Regions from separate parts of the Mus musculus genome. Here region 1 is linked to region 2. Evidence: chromatin loops called from intact Hi-C (ENCODE). Cell type or tissue: left cerebral cortex. All regions are shown on one strand. Region 1 overlaps Tpk1 (thiamine pyrophosphokinase). Region 2 overlaps Tpk1 (thiamine pyrophosphokinase).

What was found. Hi-C counts contacts between places; a loop is a spot of excess contacts. Peaks named below come from ENCODE experiments on the same cell type or tissue, not always from the same donor. Only the 100,000 strongest peaks of a DNase experiment are listed, where the experiment ranks them.
Region 1: it touches region 2 in a loop (5-fold over the local background); 2 of 42 quality-filtered maps call a loop at or near these places.

The regions. Positions count from the first base shown.
Region 1 is chr6:43,637,933-43,645,932 of GRCm38, reverse strand. All of the region lies in intron 2 of Tpk1 (thiamine pyrophosphokinase), which reads left to right. Among named protein-coding and RNA genes, the nearest start is that of Tpk1, 24 kb to the left of the region's middle. In left cerebral cortex, no CTCF peak of the experiment used is centred here; DNase peaks (open chromatin) are centred at 657, 3,354, 4,097 and 5,350; H3K27ac peaks cover 2,090 bases.
Region 2 is chr6:43,512,234-43,520,233 of GRCm38, reverse strand. All of the region lies in intron 5 of Tpk1 (thiamine pyrophosphokinase), which reads left to right. Among named protein-coding and RNA genes, the nearest start is that of 9430018G01Rik, 74 kb to the right of the region's middle. In left cerebral cortex, no CTCF peak of the experiment used is centred here; DNase peaks (open chromatin) are centred at 2,814 and 3,183; H3K27ac peaks cover 517 bases.

The DNA.
Region 1 (8,000 bases), 130 kb before region 2:
ATGAAAGGTTTTGTGGTTTTCCATCTAACATGTTTTCTGGTGGTGAAGGGTTTCCACCTTGTAATCTGGCAGTTCTGATAATGTCAAGGTATCTGTGTTGTAAACAGAGAAATAGCTCTGGTTGTATTGTTTAAAGAGTTATAGCAGAGCCCGCAGGTTTGTCTAGAGCAGTGGCTTTATCCTGGTTTATTCTGAGTGTAATTTGGCTCTAGATGCCAGGACATTAGTTTCAGATCAAAAGTGTCATCTAGTTTATGAACTATCATTTTTATCTAGATCCTTTCTGCAAGCATGTGTCTTTATATAAAGATCTTCCTCTTGCTAGTCTTCCATTTTATGTTCTTCCTGATGAGTTTTTATGCATAATCCTCATTTACACTCTTTGAGAGAAATCACAGATTTGAAGTTCATGGAAGACTAAATAGATGATACTGATTTCTACCCAAGATGCCTGTGACTCTGCCTTGCTCTGTCTAGTAGTATAGAGGTCAGGAACCATGTGCTGGCTGATGAAACATGTCTGTGTTCTGCTTGTGGTGGCTGACTAGCAATGCTGGAGAGTTTGGCTTGTGGGTGATGAAGAAATCAAATGTGTTTTTCCTGAAGAGTAGTGAAGGAAGTTTGATAAAATATATCCTTCAGTGGCTGTCACCTGAGGAAGTCAGGCTGGTAGACCAATTGGCTCTAGACTACAGAGCTGCTTCTGTGGGTGAGAAGTAACAGCAGACAGAATGTGAATTTAAAGCAACAGTACTGAGTACTTCGCTTATATAATTACAGATACAGAAGAAAGTCTGGACAGTCATCATTGAGGAAGCTTCTTGAAAAACAGTATGAGAGTGAGAAAAGTGACAAAATCTTTGCAATACACCAAAAAGCCTTCACACCCTCTAAAATTACATGCAAAGATGTATTATTAGTGAAAAAGACTTGAATGCAATTCTGGAGATTTTCAGTGATTTCAGCATCCAAATTGAAGTCTTATTTTTATAATGTGAAACTTTATGAAAATATACAGGGAAAAGTAAGTACTTTTCTACTGCTTCTGCAGACTAAATATAAATAAATGACTGTAATTTTGTAGGAAAATACTTTTATTTGGAACTTCCACTGAGTATTTATATATATTTCTGTAGAATCTAGTTTGCATTTTGTTGCATACTTAACTAAGAAGCATGGAGGTGAAACTTAAATTGCAAGAGGATAAATTGCTTTAATAGGCTGTCATAACCACAAGGGTAAATACCAGCCTACCATTTATCTTATATAGTCAGAATTTTCATTACTGTAAAACGTTGCTTTAAAAAGAGCCTTGCATAAATATAATTGGTTGTTTATTAACAAACAAATTCAAAAGCACAAACTTGCACGACTTGTTGAGGCAATAGAATCTGGGCAGTTATCCATTTCTTGAATTTGATGTTAATTTAGGAATATTATACTGATACTCAATATATACAACTCATGTTGTGGGATTAGTTTAAAAGTATTTTCTTTTTATTAAGTTAAAGTGCAATAATCTTATTAGTAAAATTGAACTTCGAAACACTCTTTTTTTAAAAAATTTTATTACGAATAATTGAGATTTTTATGCAGCATTCAGTTATGTCACAATTTGCATAATGCTGATTGGTAAGGATTATAGTAAAATGTAAATTGGATTTTGTAATCAAAAGGGCTGGTACAACTTGGTGATTTTTTTCCTCTTAACTTAGAAATATAGTTTAATCTATGAATGGTTGGGAAATGAATATATTAGCTTGAGAAGACTTTCAAAACACAGACTAGCATTTTTTAAGTTGCATATTGTAGTACAATGATTATGTGTAATAAGATGTCGTCTTATGTGAGAGGTTACTACAGAGGCCAGCAGCGTATGTGAAGAGGGCAGATTATTTGCTGACACGAACAAGCCTTACATAGAGCGTCAGTTCCCATCTTTCTGTGAAGAGGAAGAGAAGGTGGGACTGATGTTGTGTGCAGCTGCAGGAGGCTTTAATACTGCAGCAGGAAATGAGCTACCTATGAAAACTCTATGGAATGTGGTGTGGAGCAGCTGTCTGATTTATCAGCCGGAGCAAATGGCTCATGTTTGAAGGTATAACCTTTACTCCTGGTACCCATCATTGTCCTGTTCAGTCCACAAATATTTGCTCAAAAGTAGAGAAAGTTTGCCAGTTAAAACAATTAAGTCCAACGAACCACACCATTTTCCCAAGAGTTCTGTGATTTATTCCGGATTTGTATATAGGAACCTACAAAGCTTCAAGGTATAAACCCAGGTATATCAGTCCACAGTAGCCCTGTGGTCAGCTCTGGGGATTTACATCTAGTTCTACATTCAGACCCTTGGTGATAGTATGTATGAGTGTACAGTTTGCTAAGCTGCTTCTATAGTAGCTAGCTTATTTATGAATATTTTAACAATTATTTTATTTCCTAAATCTATGTGGTAAACATGTTACTTGTCGAGGAATCTCAGTGTAACTCTAAACACAAGTAGTTCCCTTCCCTCTGCCCAGTACAGATGAGTGCTAGAACATCCTTCTGATGTGCCCTCCATCCCACATACTCCAGTACAGTTAGGTTGGATTTGGATTTTCTTTTAATTACAATTTTATTTTATGTGTATGTTTATTTTGCCTGCATATAAGTCTGTATGTACCATTTGTAGTACCCGGGGCACCCACAGAAGGCATTGGATCCTCTGGAACTGGAGTTGCAGATGGTTGTAAGCTGCCATGTGGGTGCTGGGAATAGAACTCTTTTCCTCTGGAGAACCAGTGCTTTTAACTGCTAAGCCATCTCTCTAGCCTTTATTTATCTTTTTTGTTTGTTTGTTTTGTTTTTAAATTGCTACTAATTTGTTCTAGGTACCACATTGAGTATTGGTTGGAACAGTATTGAGCCAGCATCTAGCCTTCCTGATCCAAGACAGAGGAGTAATCAGTTAACATGATGATTGCTATAAGACACTCAGGAGTGTTTGCAAAAAGTGTGGAATGAAAAGATTTTTCTGCAACAAGGAAGAATAGGTGCTGTCATGGAAGTTATTAGTATGCTAGTCTGTAGTTGCATATGTCACAGAGAAATGAAATGCACTAAAACAGTTACAGAAAATTCTTGACTTTTAAGCGTTTGCTGCAATGTTTGCTTTAAAAGATTGGGCTCTTATTTGAATGCCTGGTTGATTTTTATGTAAAATTTGAGAATCAAGTATTAAACCCTGGGCTACTCTGAGATTAAGAGATTAGAGCAAAAAACAAGGAACCAGGAAAAAAGAGAGTGAAGAATTCACCAGTGCAGCTGGAGGAAGACTGTAGGAGTGCACAGATGGGATCCAGATAAAGGAAGTACAGCGAGGGCGGGTGAACAGGGTTCACTGCTGTTTATGGTTATTTCAGATGATGCCTAAAAGGCAGCCTGCACATTTAAACTCGAGTCATTGAAGATTTGGATGTGTTTTCCTTGGGTGCGACTCAAAGCCTCACTGCGATAGATCTAAACAATTACAATGGAGCTCAAAGATTTTTTTTTTGAGACTTTTTTTCTATAATGTGTAGAGAGAAATGAGGTAGTCAGTCTGAGCAGGAATTGGTGTGTGTGTGTGTGTGTATGTGTGTGTGTGTGTGTGTGTGTGTGTGTACTGTGTACACTTTTGAAGGTCAGAGGACAGCTTGCAGGAGTCAGTTCTCTCCTTCCACAACGTGGGTCCTGGGCATTGACCTCAGGTTGGCTGGCTTCACCTGTTATGGAATCTTGTGACCCAGTATGACATTCATGAAACTAATGTCAGCAACTCAAACAGCAAAATTTAAAATCAAATCTAATGCAATATTATCAAAAGATGTACTAATTTGATACTTACTTGCCAAGGACTGATAGTAGAACAATATTAAAAGTCCTATTTTCTTTTATTACACTGTTTTGTATAAGAACAGAAAACTTCTTGTGTAATAAAGTCATTGTAACTCATGGTATATAGCATTTTCAAATCTGAGCTGAGATAGTTCAGGCAGCATTTGTTGATGTTGTGTGCTTGAATGGCAGAGGCCACTATTGGATTCTTGTGGGCTGCCTGATGTGGGAGCTGAGAACTGAACTTGGGTCCTCTGGAAGAGCAGGAAGCACTCTTAACCACTTCTAGTATATGGGAGAACTTAGGTCGTGTTCTTGAATGTTCCTACCTTTGTTCTTTTCAGTCAGCTAAGTAGGCAGGAGCATGAAGCAACACTGTGAGTCTTGGTTTTATAACTAAAACTACACTTTATTGAGAGAAAAAGAGGCTTAAATCTATTTGTCATAAACTAGAACTTCTAAAGTAATGAGTTATTAGTTTTCTGCATATTCAGAGGATTTATTGACACACAGGAAATAGCACATTGTTGGGTGTTTATCTACTATAAGAATGTGTTTGATTTACTTATGAACTGGAAAAATTCAGAAGTACCAGAAAATTAAAACTACAATGTGTAAAAAGGACGGCTTTATTGAGAACAGTAGAGATCAGCTTGTTAAAATGAGTTGTTTTTGTAAAATTATAATTGGGTTCCAGTGAACCACGGGACCATGGCACAGGAGCTAACAGAAATCTCTTATGGACGACGTGTTGAAGTCAGAGTCCTGAGGTTGTTCTGGGCTGTTTAGGTTGCAGGCATTTACTGAAGGCAGAACACTGACCAGTCGCCCTGTCCAGAATGCTGTAGGAGAGATGGAAAGAGACCGGATGTCTACCCCTGAGGCCTGGGGTAGAGATGGCTTCAAAATGTAATGTTAGTCAAAAAAATTACTCTGTTCTTCCCATTTAAAAAATATGGGGTCAGTGTTTTTATATTTGGCTCCTGATTATCTGATAACTGTCACATGTACAATGAACTATATGCAGAGTTCTAACAAGAACTGCATCTACATTGAACTGCATGTAGAATCAGTGTGCTAGCCAGTGTTTGATTGGCTTCTTACAGAGCTATTAGCATATAATTGAATTTGCAAGTTACAGAATATTCCATCAGCCTGGGAGCTCTATTTTATGTGAGGATTTGTGATAAATTAAGAATATTCAGTGTGCAGGCTGTGGGTTTTGGAGCTTTATCTTTTAGCTGGTATTTTTGTATATGCTTGTGGGTCACATCAAGTTTTAGTTCCTGTTCCTAAAATAATATTAGTCATTTACTTTTAAACTTCCTTTTTAGGACTATAATTCTCTTCTTGACAAGAGCATAAAATTCAAGTGATGAATTTTGTATTTTGTACTTACTTGCAATTGAATTTTATTTCTGTTAGAAAACTAGTGTGAGCTTGCATGAGTTGTTTTGTAGGAGTCTCTACACTGATTGCCTGGTGGCTCCACAGTTTTCCTTCCGCCGGCACAAAGTGTTTTCTTTTTCCTTATTCTTCTCAGAATGTGTTCTCTTGATTATAACCATTATGACTCCCCAGCCCATTTTAATGAAAGTGAGTTTGGATGTCTCAATAAAATATCCCCTTTGTGTTGATTTGTATATTTTTGCGAAAGGGATATATTGGAAAGGGATATTAGCTAACAGCATATTTATTCATTTTATTTACCTTGGGGCTCTGGTGGAATCCTGGTGGTAAATGTTTGGCAAGGGTCCTCCATATAGGCATTATTAGAGATGTGTATTGTTAGAAAATTCTAGGAATACCGCCCATCAGTTAGTCCATTAATAGTATCTGAAAACTTAATATTGGATCTGAACATTTTAAGGATTGTGGAAATATCACAATAGTTACTTAGCATATATTTCTATTATACCCATTTTTAAAAGATTTGTTTTATTTTTAATTATGTGTGTGTGAGTGCATGTAAGCAGGGATAACTAAGGGACCAGAGGCATTGGATCCCTGGAGCTGGAGTTATAGGTGGTTGTGAGCTGCCACACATGGCTGCTAGGAATCAAACTTAGACCTCAGTGAAGGCACTGTGTTCTCTACATCACTAGATAATCTTTCCAAGCCCTTATAATACTTTATTTTTGAATGAGGATATCAAGTTATATCCATTAAGACTAACTTCAACAAGCTATTCTTTTTTCTTTCTTTTCTTTTTTTTTGTTTTTTTCTTTTTTTTGTTTTTTGAGACAGGGTTTCTCTGTATAGCCCAGGCTGGCTTGGAACTCACTCTGTAGACCAGGCTGGCCTAGAACTCAGAAATCCACCTGCCTCTGCCTCCCGAGTGCTGGGATTAAAGGTGTGCGCCACCACTGTCCGGCCTCTTTTAGTTTTTTGAGGAACCTCCATATTGATTTCTCATCAGGTTTTTTTTTTCTCTTTATGATAGCCAGTCTGCCTGTGGCAAGATGGAATCTCAATGCGGTTTGTTGTCGTCATCTTTTTTTTTTTTTTTTTTTTTGGTTTTTTGAGACAGGGTTTCTCTATAGCCCTGGCTGTCCTGGAACTCACTCTGTAGACCAGGCTGGCCTCAAACTCAGAAATTCGCCTGCCTATTTTTTTTTTAATTTAAAAAATATATATCGGTATATTTCTTGCATTTATGTCTGTGATCCATGTGTGTACAGTTACTGTGGAGGCCACAGAGGCCATCGAATTCCTTGGGATTGTAATTACAGACAGTTGTGAGCCTCCATGTGAGTGTTGGGAACCCAAATCCCCTACAAGAGCAGCCTGTGCTGGTAACTGCTGAGCCATCTCTCCAGTCCCTGCTGGTATTAAAGCTGCATTAACTGCTAAGTACTATTTTCCAATTCATGTATTTTTGTATTTTTTTACTTGCAAATGTTGGGTTTTTAGGTTTTAGTTATTTTTCTAGTGAAGAACATAGAGCTGTGTGCTAGTTAGTTTCATGCTAATTTGGTACAAGTTAGAGTCATTTGGGAAGAAGAAACCTTAGCTGAAAAAAAAAAAAGCCCTCAACAGACTGTCCTGTTGGCAAGCCTGCGACACATCTTTGTGACTGTGATTAAAGAGGTCAAGCCCAGCCTATTATGGACAGTGTCATCTCTGGGCTTGTGGTCCTGGGTGTCATTAAAGTCAGGGAACCTTGCTCCTCCATGTCCTCTTCTCCAGTTCCTTGAGTTCTTGCTCTGACTTCTCTTAGTGATGGACGGTGACCTGTAAGTGTAATATGAAATGAACTCCCTCCTTCTTAAGTCAATTTTGTCATGGTACCTTATCACAGCAGTAGAAATCCCAAGACAAGCTGGGTTACGTTTTTGATCCTGTCCGGCAGTTTTTAGCCCATATATGTGTTTGTGTCAACTTCCCTACATTCATGATACAGAAATGTTCCATCACCATAGGCAACTGTGGTTCCTTTCATGGACTCACATCTCCTTTTCCTCCACACCCATGTTTTAAGTTCAACGATTTTGTCTGAATAGGACCACATAAAGAATGTGATTTGAGATTTCCTGTATCAATCCAGAATCCTCCCAGTTGTCTAGCATATCAGTATCTCACTTTTTCTTATTATTTTATTTTATTTTTTTATTGCTGAGTATGTATGGTAGGGATATGGCAGTGTAACCAACTACCCCTTCGTGAACACTGGCTTGTTTCTTCTAGTTTGGAATTTTTAGAAATAGAGTTGCTGTAAATGTTGTGTGCATACGTCTATATTTCCACTGAGTAAGTGCCCAGAAGTGTAGTTTCCGTGTTGTGTAGTAGCTGCATGGTTAACTATTAATAGATCTGTCATATTTCTCTAGAGTGGCCATTCTCAGTGGTAAGTGAGTGCTTAGTTCCTCTGTGCCTTTCCATTAGTTGATATGTCACCACATTTATTTTAAACATTCTGAAAGGTGTATAATGATAATGTGATTTTGATTAGAATTTCCTGTTAACCAACAGTAGCATTGTTTGTGAGTGCTGATTCTTCATCTTTGTGTTCTCTAGGGAAATGTATGTTATGTTCCTGTCCTTTAGATTCCTTGCTTTTTCACTACGGAACTCTGAAAGTTAATTTCCTTCCCCCTTTATTAGGTGTATAGTATTGAGATGTCTTACAACTTGTCTTTCCA
Region 2 (8,000 bases):
GACTTTGGAAATTCTGAACCACAAAGGAAATCCTCTAGATAGAAGAGCAGCACCACTAGTTATTAGTCAGACACGGGACTCGAAATCTCCTCTCTAATTTTGTTCCGAAAAGAACATCCACAATTTTATCATGCTATCTAAGGACTGTGTAGTACTATAATTATAAAGGCAAAGATCTGACTGAGGAGCTGTTCCAACTGCAGTGTAAAGCTGAATGAAGGCAGCAGAAAGGCTGTGCCATGGACCACCTGTTTTCTACTCTGTGTTAAGGTTACAGGCCACCTGGCAGCTGCAGAAATATAACTAGAGGCCAAGAGCGATGCCTAGGCTCTTCTTCTTGCCTTCCATGGTGTCCTGACATTTTCTTAGTTGGGACATCTGATGAGTGTGAGCAAATTGAATGGATTATTTAGGAATGACTTATTAAACAAATGTTTTCTGATTAAATCTTATTGTCATATAATATTATTGAAGCCACATACTAAGTTTTAAAGCCTGTTTTCAACAAAGAAGATCAAAATTTTTAAAAGCAATTTTTCTTTCTATAGATAATGTTTTCTTGTGTTACCCCATGTCACAGCCACCTCACTGTGTTTACTACAGCTAAAAATGGTATTTGGGCTTACATAGAATTTTCTCAGTGAAAATCATTAAAAACTGGCTTGCAGGTGTCATATGAATAGACATTTTATTGTTTCATAAGTGAATTACTGATATTGAATAATGCTTTGAATTTTAATTGCAGTTTAAGAATGAGGGCACTGATCCCAAGTGTTAAAGTGGTCAGTAAGATGGGTGGATAGGTACATGCGTGTTTTAAATAAATAACAATTTTGGATGTTAATAGCATTTATTTAGTTTTTTATAGATAATAGAGTTTTTCTTGAACTGTAAAAATAAGTTATTACACCACTGAGTGTCTCACTACTACATGTGGGGAAAAAAAAATCAAATCCTGTTCCATGCCTCTGATTTCCTTAGGTGTTTACACTAATGATGGAACAGTGATCAGGGTGCATCGATGCTCTACAAAGACTAGAATTCTGGCCCAATCTTTCTTTTCCTTTCAAAAGGTATTGTCCTATGAGCATGTCTGTTGTTTCTCATAAATGCTGCTTTAAAAATATTTCTTGTCTGTTCATATCTCTAAGTATATAGTTTATGAATTTTTTTTAATTCGCAGTCAGAATCCTTTAGAATATCTTTTGAATTTGATGAAGCCATGGGTTCAGTTCTATTTAAATTTCATTGAATGTCTCCTGTTAAAAATGTCTACCCTGATCTACTTAGATCTCATGAATATTATTATGTTCACCTTTACTAGTGTCTTTTGTTCAGACCTCCTACCCACATGCTAATAAAATATAGATATTTTAAAATTAAGTAATTTAAAGAACATACCAAACTGAACTGTTAAAAACTTTCAAGCTAACATAATTGTTTATTATGTAAGGAAAGTGAATATAAAACATTGAAAGGCCACCTCCATTCACTTGAATTTTTTTTAAAAAACTAGAAACAAAATAAAGCAAACAAATTCTGAGCTCAGCAAGTCTGTAGGCTTAGGAAGGAAGACTAATTAGCATATGATGTGATATGAAGCTGTATCTGAGGGAATTACAGACAGACAGTTTCCATTGACAGTGAGTGACAGGCTCTTTCCTTTACATTCTCTGAACTGGCTGCCTAACCTTTATTAGCATCTTACAAGGGGAAGAGGCTGCCAGGGGAACATCATGTGAAACTATCTCTTGAATGTACCTTAATTCCTGCATTTGCCTCAATCATAGCTCTTTCAAATTGAATTGATTGCATGTATATTTTTTGAAACTGTTTGAAGTGATTTAATATCCTTAAGGTATTTAGGAAGGAAGAGCCTTTGCTCTTTAATCACAGGCCCTACCAAGTGAGATCCCCATGACCCCTCAATGCATGCCTGCCCTCCTCAATCCTCTTGTATTTCACACACTATTCTCAAGGGTCTCTGGCACTCTCTCTTTCCTGAATCACTGGTAGAAGGAACCTACTCGCTTGGGCTCCCTGTCTGCTCACCTTCCAGAGGTTTTGTTTCTTTCTTCTTTCGTACTTGTTTGCAGAGCTTGATAGAAACAATTCAATCTGGACTTTCCTCTTTATTCCTGCTAACATGGTGACCTAGTGAATCCTCACATCTGTGTCCATTCATCTTGGCATCCCTAGTAAATAGAAGGCTGTCAATGTAGAAGCAGGAACTAAGCCTTCTTTTAAAACTAGAGTGGCAAGGTCTTATATAATATTTCATGTAAAAAAGACATGAGATTATGTGAGTTTCTCTGGAAACCCACAAGGGAGTTACCTTAAATAAATCTGAAAGAGGTAGAAATTTACCTTAATATTTTAAAATGTATTTTGCCCCAAAATGTCTACCTACAACTCAACAGCACCTGCTCTTCTGTATTGGTTTCTAACTAGGCTAAAATTGTACCTGGATGCTGCTAAGCATCTTTGATTGTTTCAGAAACTTTTCATGAAAGGTATATACTCCTACTCTTGTTTTTAAAACCCATGGGGAAAAATAACATATCTAAAAAGAAATTTTAGGGCATTAAAAATACACCATATGATATGATGATGAATATAGTTATACATATTGGGCCAAACTCATAGAGTTTACAACACTGACAATGAATGCTCGGGTAAACTATGGACTTTGGGCAACAAGGACATGTGTCTCTATTCAGCTATAAAAAATGTGCCACTCTGTGGAGGATGCTAACAGTGGAGAATGCTGTGCATAACCAGTGTCAGAACACATAGACAGTAATTTTTAATTTCGATGTAAGCCAAACCTACTCTAAAATTAGTCAAGAGTGTAGGTGAAACTGCTCTAAAATACAGCTAACTAAGATAGTAACAACACACTTTAAGGTATTACAGTATACCAATTTGCATGTACTTCCATCTAAAAATTCATTTAGTTTGTGCAGCAACTTAATAGAAATATTACTGTACCATATAGAAAATAAGAAAAGATGCTGAATCACTTACATCAGGTAGTACAGCTAGGAGTTGGTGGAAGTAGGACATTGATAAAGAGGCAGTCTGTCCTGGAATCCAAGATTTCTTCTAGTCGCTATGCCCATTCATCTAGTTTCTCAAAAAGAAAGCAGTGCTTCTCGTGATCCAGAAATACTATCATCTCCTTTTCCTTGCATAGGATTTGCATTTTTGGTTACTTAAGTCTTGCTGTCTAAATGTACTAGGTAAGTAGGCATCATTACCCATGAATATCTTCACTCTTCCAATCCCTTCACCATGGGCATCCTAGTCTCTCTGGAGATGGTTGGAAAAAAGTCCTTGTAATAGTAACATTTATTTGCCTGATGTAATTCTTGTGTCCAAGGGTTACTGCCTCAGTCTGCTAAACCTATAAGCTTCTAGCTTCTTATCTAGGCCCATACTGTTTTCAGCCCTGAGGCATATTGCTGAATGAGTTTGCTCTTTCTAGTTCTTTCTGAACTCTGGCTTGCTGGTCAACTCAGTTGCTCTGGATAAAACTCCTCCCCAAGTTGACTGATTCAGTCTGGCTTCCTTTTTTGTCCTCTGACCTTTTGCTCTGTTTAACCTCAAGTCTGACAATCTGTTCTAATTTCTGGCTCCTTCTCATTCTGGCTCATTCTATCTTAACCTATGTCTAGTCTTTTCTCTCTGTGTGACCTGTCTCTATATAACAGTTCTGATAAAATTATGTTCTTTTTTTTCTCTCTCTGTGCTACTATTTTCTCCTTCTCCTCCTCCTCCGCCTCCTCCTCCTCCTCCTCCTTCTTTTTCTTCTTCAAAAAGATTACCTTTAATCTTTTTTACAGTTCAGTCATTTCCCCCCTCCCATTCTTTCCTATTACAGTTCCTCATCCCATTCCTCCTGCTCCTCCCCATCTCTAAAACAATGTCCCCACGCCCCCATAAGCCCCCACACACTGCCATGCCTCCCCAATTCCTGGGGCCTCAGGTCTCTCAAGGGTTAGGTACCTTTTCTATCATTGAGGCAGTACTCTGTTTTATATATGCCATGGGGCCTTGGACCAGCTATTGTATACTGCCTGGTTGGTGACTTAATGTCTGAGAGATCTTGGGATTTCCAGGTTTGTGGAGACTGCTGATCTTCCTATGGGGTCTCCATCTTCCCAACTTCTTCAAGCCTTTCTCTAATTCAACCACAGGGGTCCCTGGCTTCAGACCATTGTTTGGATATAAGTATCTTCTTCTGTCTCAGTTAGATGCTTGTTTAAATTCTTGGAGGGCAGCCATGCTAGGCTCCTGTGTATAAGTGCATCATAGCATCACTAATATTGTCAGGCCTTGGGATCTCATAGCATCACTAATAGTGTCAGGTCTTGAGGCCTATCTTTGAGATGTGTCCAAATTTGGGCTGGTCACTGAACCTTCTTTCCCTCACTGTCTTCTCCATTTTTCTCTCTGCCATTCTTTTAAACAGAAACAATTCTGGCCAGAGTTTTTGACTGTGGGATAGCAACCCCATCTCTCTACTTGATGCCCTGTCTTTCTACTGGAGGTGGATTCTACAAGTTCTTTCTCCCCACTGTTGGGCAGTTCATCTAAGATCCCTCCCTTTGAGTCCTGAGAGTCTCTCACCTCCCAGGTCTCTGGTACATTCTAAAGGGTTCCCTTAACTGCCCCCGTACTGAAGTTGTATATTTCCATTCATTCTGCTGGCTCTCAGTACTTGATCATGTTCCCCTTTTTGCCTGTCCCTTCTTCCCTTTGCCACCTAATTCCCTCCCTCCCACTGCCCTCTGCTTTCTTCTCCCTCTCAAGCGGGATTGAAGCATCCATATTTGGGCCCTTTCTTTGGCTTGTTAACCTTCTTGAGTTCTGTGGATTTTATCCTGGGTATTCTGTATGTTTTGTCTGATATCTACTTGTTAGTAAGTACATTCAGTCTGACATAACTCAATCAGGATGAAAAGTTTCTAGTTCCATCCATTAGCCTGCACAGCTCATGGTGTCCTCATTCTTAATAGCTGAGTAGTATTGCATTGTACAAATGAACTGCATTTTCTGTATCCATGCTTCGTCTGTGGGACTTCTGGGGCTTTTTCCCACTTCTAGCTATCACAAATAAGGCTTCTATGAACATAGTAGATGATGTGCCCCTGGCAGGGCATCTTTTGTGTATATGCCCAAGAGTGGTATAGCTGACTTTTTAGGTGGATCTATTTCCAATTTTCTGAGGAACATCCAGATTGATTTCTGTAGTGATTGTACAAGTTTGCAATCATACCAGCAACTGAGGAGTTTTTCTCCTTTGTTCACATTTTCTTTTTTTTTAATATTTTTATTACATATTTTCCTCAATTACATTTCCAATGCTATCCCAAAAGTCCCCCATACCCTCCCCCCCACTTCCCTACCCATCCATTCCCATATTTTGGCCCTGGCGTTCCCCTGTACTGGGGCATATACAGTATGTGTGTCCAATGGGCCTCTCTTTCCAGTGATGGCCGACTAGGCCATCTTTTGATACATATGCAGCTAGAGTCAAGAGCTCTGGGGTACTGGTTAGTTCATAATGTTGTTCCACCTATAGGGTTGCAGATCCCTTTAGCTCCTTGGGTACTTTCTCTAGCTCCTCCATTGGGAGCCCTGTGATCCATCCAATAGCTGACTGTGAGCATCCACTTCTGTGTTTGCTAGGCCCCGGCATAGTCTCACAAGAGACAGCTACATTTGGGTCCTTTCAATAAAATCTTGCTAGTGTATGCAATGGTGTCAGCATTTGGAAGCTGATTATGGGGTGGATCCCTGGATATGGCAGTCTCTAGATGGTCCATCCTTTCGGCTCCGCTCCAAACTTTGTCTATGTAACTCCTTCCATGGGTGTTTTGTTCCCAATTCTAAGGAGGGGCATAGTGTCCACACTTCAGTCTTCATTCTTCTTGAGTTTCATGTGTTTAGCAAATTGTATCTTATATCTTGGGTTTCCTAGGTTTTGGGCTAATATCCACTTATCAGTGATTACATATTGTGTGAGTTCCTTTGTGAATGTGTTACCTCACTCAGGATGATGCCCTCCAGGTCCATCGATTTGGCTAGGAATTTCATAAATTCATTCTTTTTAATAGCTGAGTAGTACTCCATTGTGTAAATGTACCACATTTTCTGTATCCATTCCTCTGTTGAGGGGCATCTGGGTTCTTTCCAGCTTCTGGCTATTATAAATAAGGCTGCTATGAACATAGTGGAGCATGTGTCCTTCTTACCGGTTGGGACATCTGCTGGATATATGCCCAGGAGAGGTATTGATGGATCCTCCGGTAGTACTATGTCCAATTTTCTGAGGAACCGCCAGACTGATTTCCAGAGTGGTTGTACAATCTTGCAATCCCACCAACAATGGAGGAGTGTTCTTCTTTCTCCACATCCTGGCCAGCATCTGCTGGCACCTGAATTTTTAATCTTAGCCATTCTGACTGGTGTGAGGTGGAATCTCAGGGTTGTTTTGATTTGCATTTCCCTGATGATTAAGGATGTTGAACTTTTTTTCAGGTGCTTCTCTGCCATTCGGTATTCCTCAGATGAGAATTCTTTGTTCAGTTCTGAGCCCCATTTTTTAATGGGGTTATTTGATTTTCTGAAGTCCACCTTCTTGAGTTCTTTATATATGTTGGATATTAGTCCCCTATCTGATTTAGGATAGGTAAAGATCCTTTCCCAATCTGTTGGTGGTCTTTTTGTCTTATTGACGGTGTCTTTTGCCTTGCAGAAGCTTTGGAGTTTCATGAGGTCCCATTTGTCAATTCTTGATCTTACAGCACAAGCCATTGCTGTTATGTTCAGGATTTTTTCCCCTGTGCCCCCATCTTCAAGGCTTTTCCCCACTTTCTCCTCTATAAGTTTCAGTGTCTCTGGTTTTATGTGAAGTTCCTTGATCCACTTAGATTTGACCTTAGTACAAGGAGATAGGTATGGATCGATTCACATTCTTCTACATGATAACTGCCAGTTGTACCAGCACCATTTGTTGAAAATGCTGTCTTTCTTCCACTGGATGGTGTTAGCTCCCTTGTTGAAGATCAAGTGACCATAGGTGGGTGGGTTCATTTCTGGGTCTTCAATTCTATTCCATTGGTCTACTTGTCTGTCAGTATACCAGTACCATGCAGTTTTTATCAGAATTGCTCTGTAGTAAAGCTTTAGGTCAGGCATGGTGATTCCACCAGAGGGTCTTTTATCCTTGAGAAGAGTTTTTGCTATCCTGGTTTTTTTGTTGTTCCAGATGAATCTGCCGATTGCCCTTTCTAATTCGTTGAAGAATTGAGTTGGAATTTTGATGGGGATTGCATTGAATCTGTAGATTGCTTTTGGCAAGATAGCCATTTTTACAATGTTGATCCTGCCAATCCATGAGCATGGGAGATCTTTCCATCTTCTGAGATCTTTAATTACTTTCTTCAGAGACTTGAAGTTTTTATCATACAGATCTTTCACTTCCTTAGTTAGAGTCACACCAAGGTATTTTATATTATTTGTGACTATTGAGAAGGGTGTTGTTTCCCTAATTTCTTTCTCGGCCTGTTTATTTTTTGTGTAGAGAAAGGCCATTGACTTGTTTGAGTTAATTTTATATCCAGCTACTTCACCGAAGCTGTTTATCAGGTTTAGGAGTTCTCTGGTGGAACTTTTAGGGTCACTTATATATACTATCATATCATCTGCAAAAAGTGATATTTTGACTTCCTCTTTTCCAATTTATATCCCCTTGATCTCTTTTTGTTGTCGAATTGTTCTGGCTAATACTTCAAGTACTATGTTGAAGAGATAGGGAGAAACTGGGAAGCCTTGTCTAGTCCCTGATTTTAGGGATTGCTTCCAGCTTCTCTCCATTTACTTTGAGGTTGGCTACTGGTTTGCTGTATATTGCTTTTATCATGTTTAGGTATGGGACTTGAATTCCTGATCTTTCCAAGACATTTATCATGAATGGGTGTTGAATCTTGTCA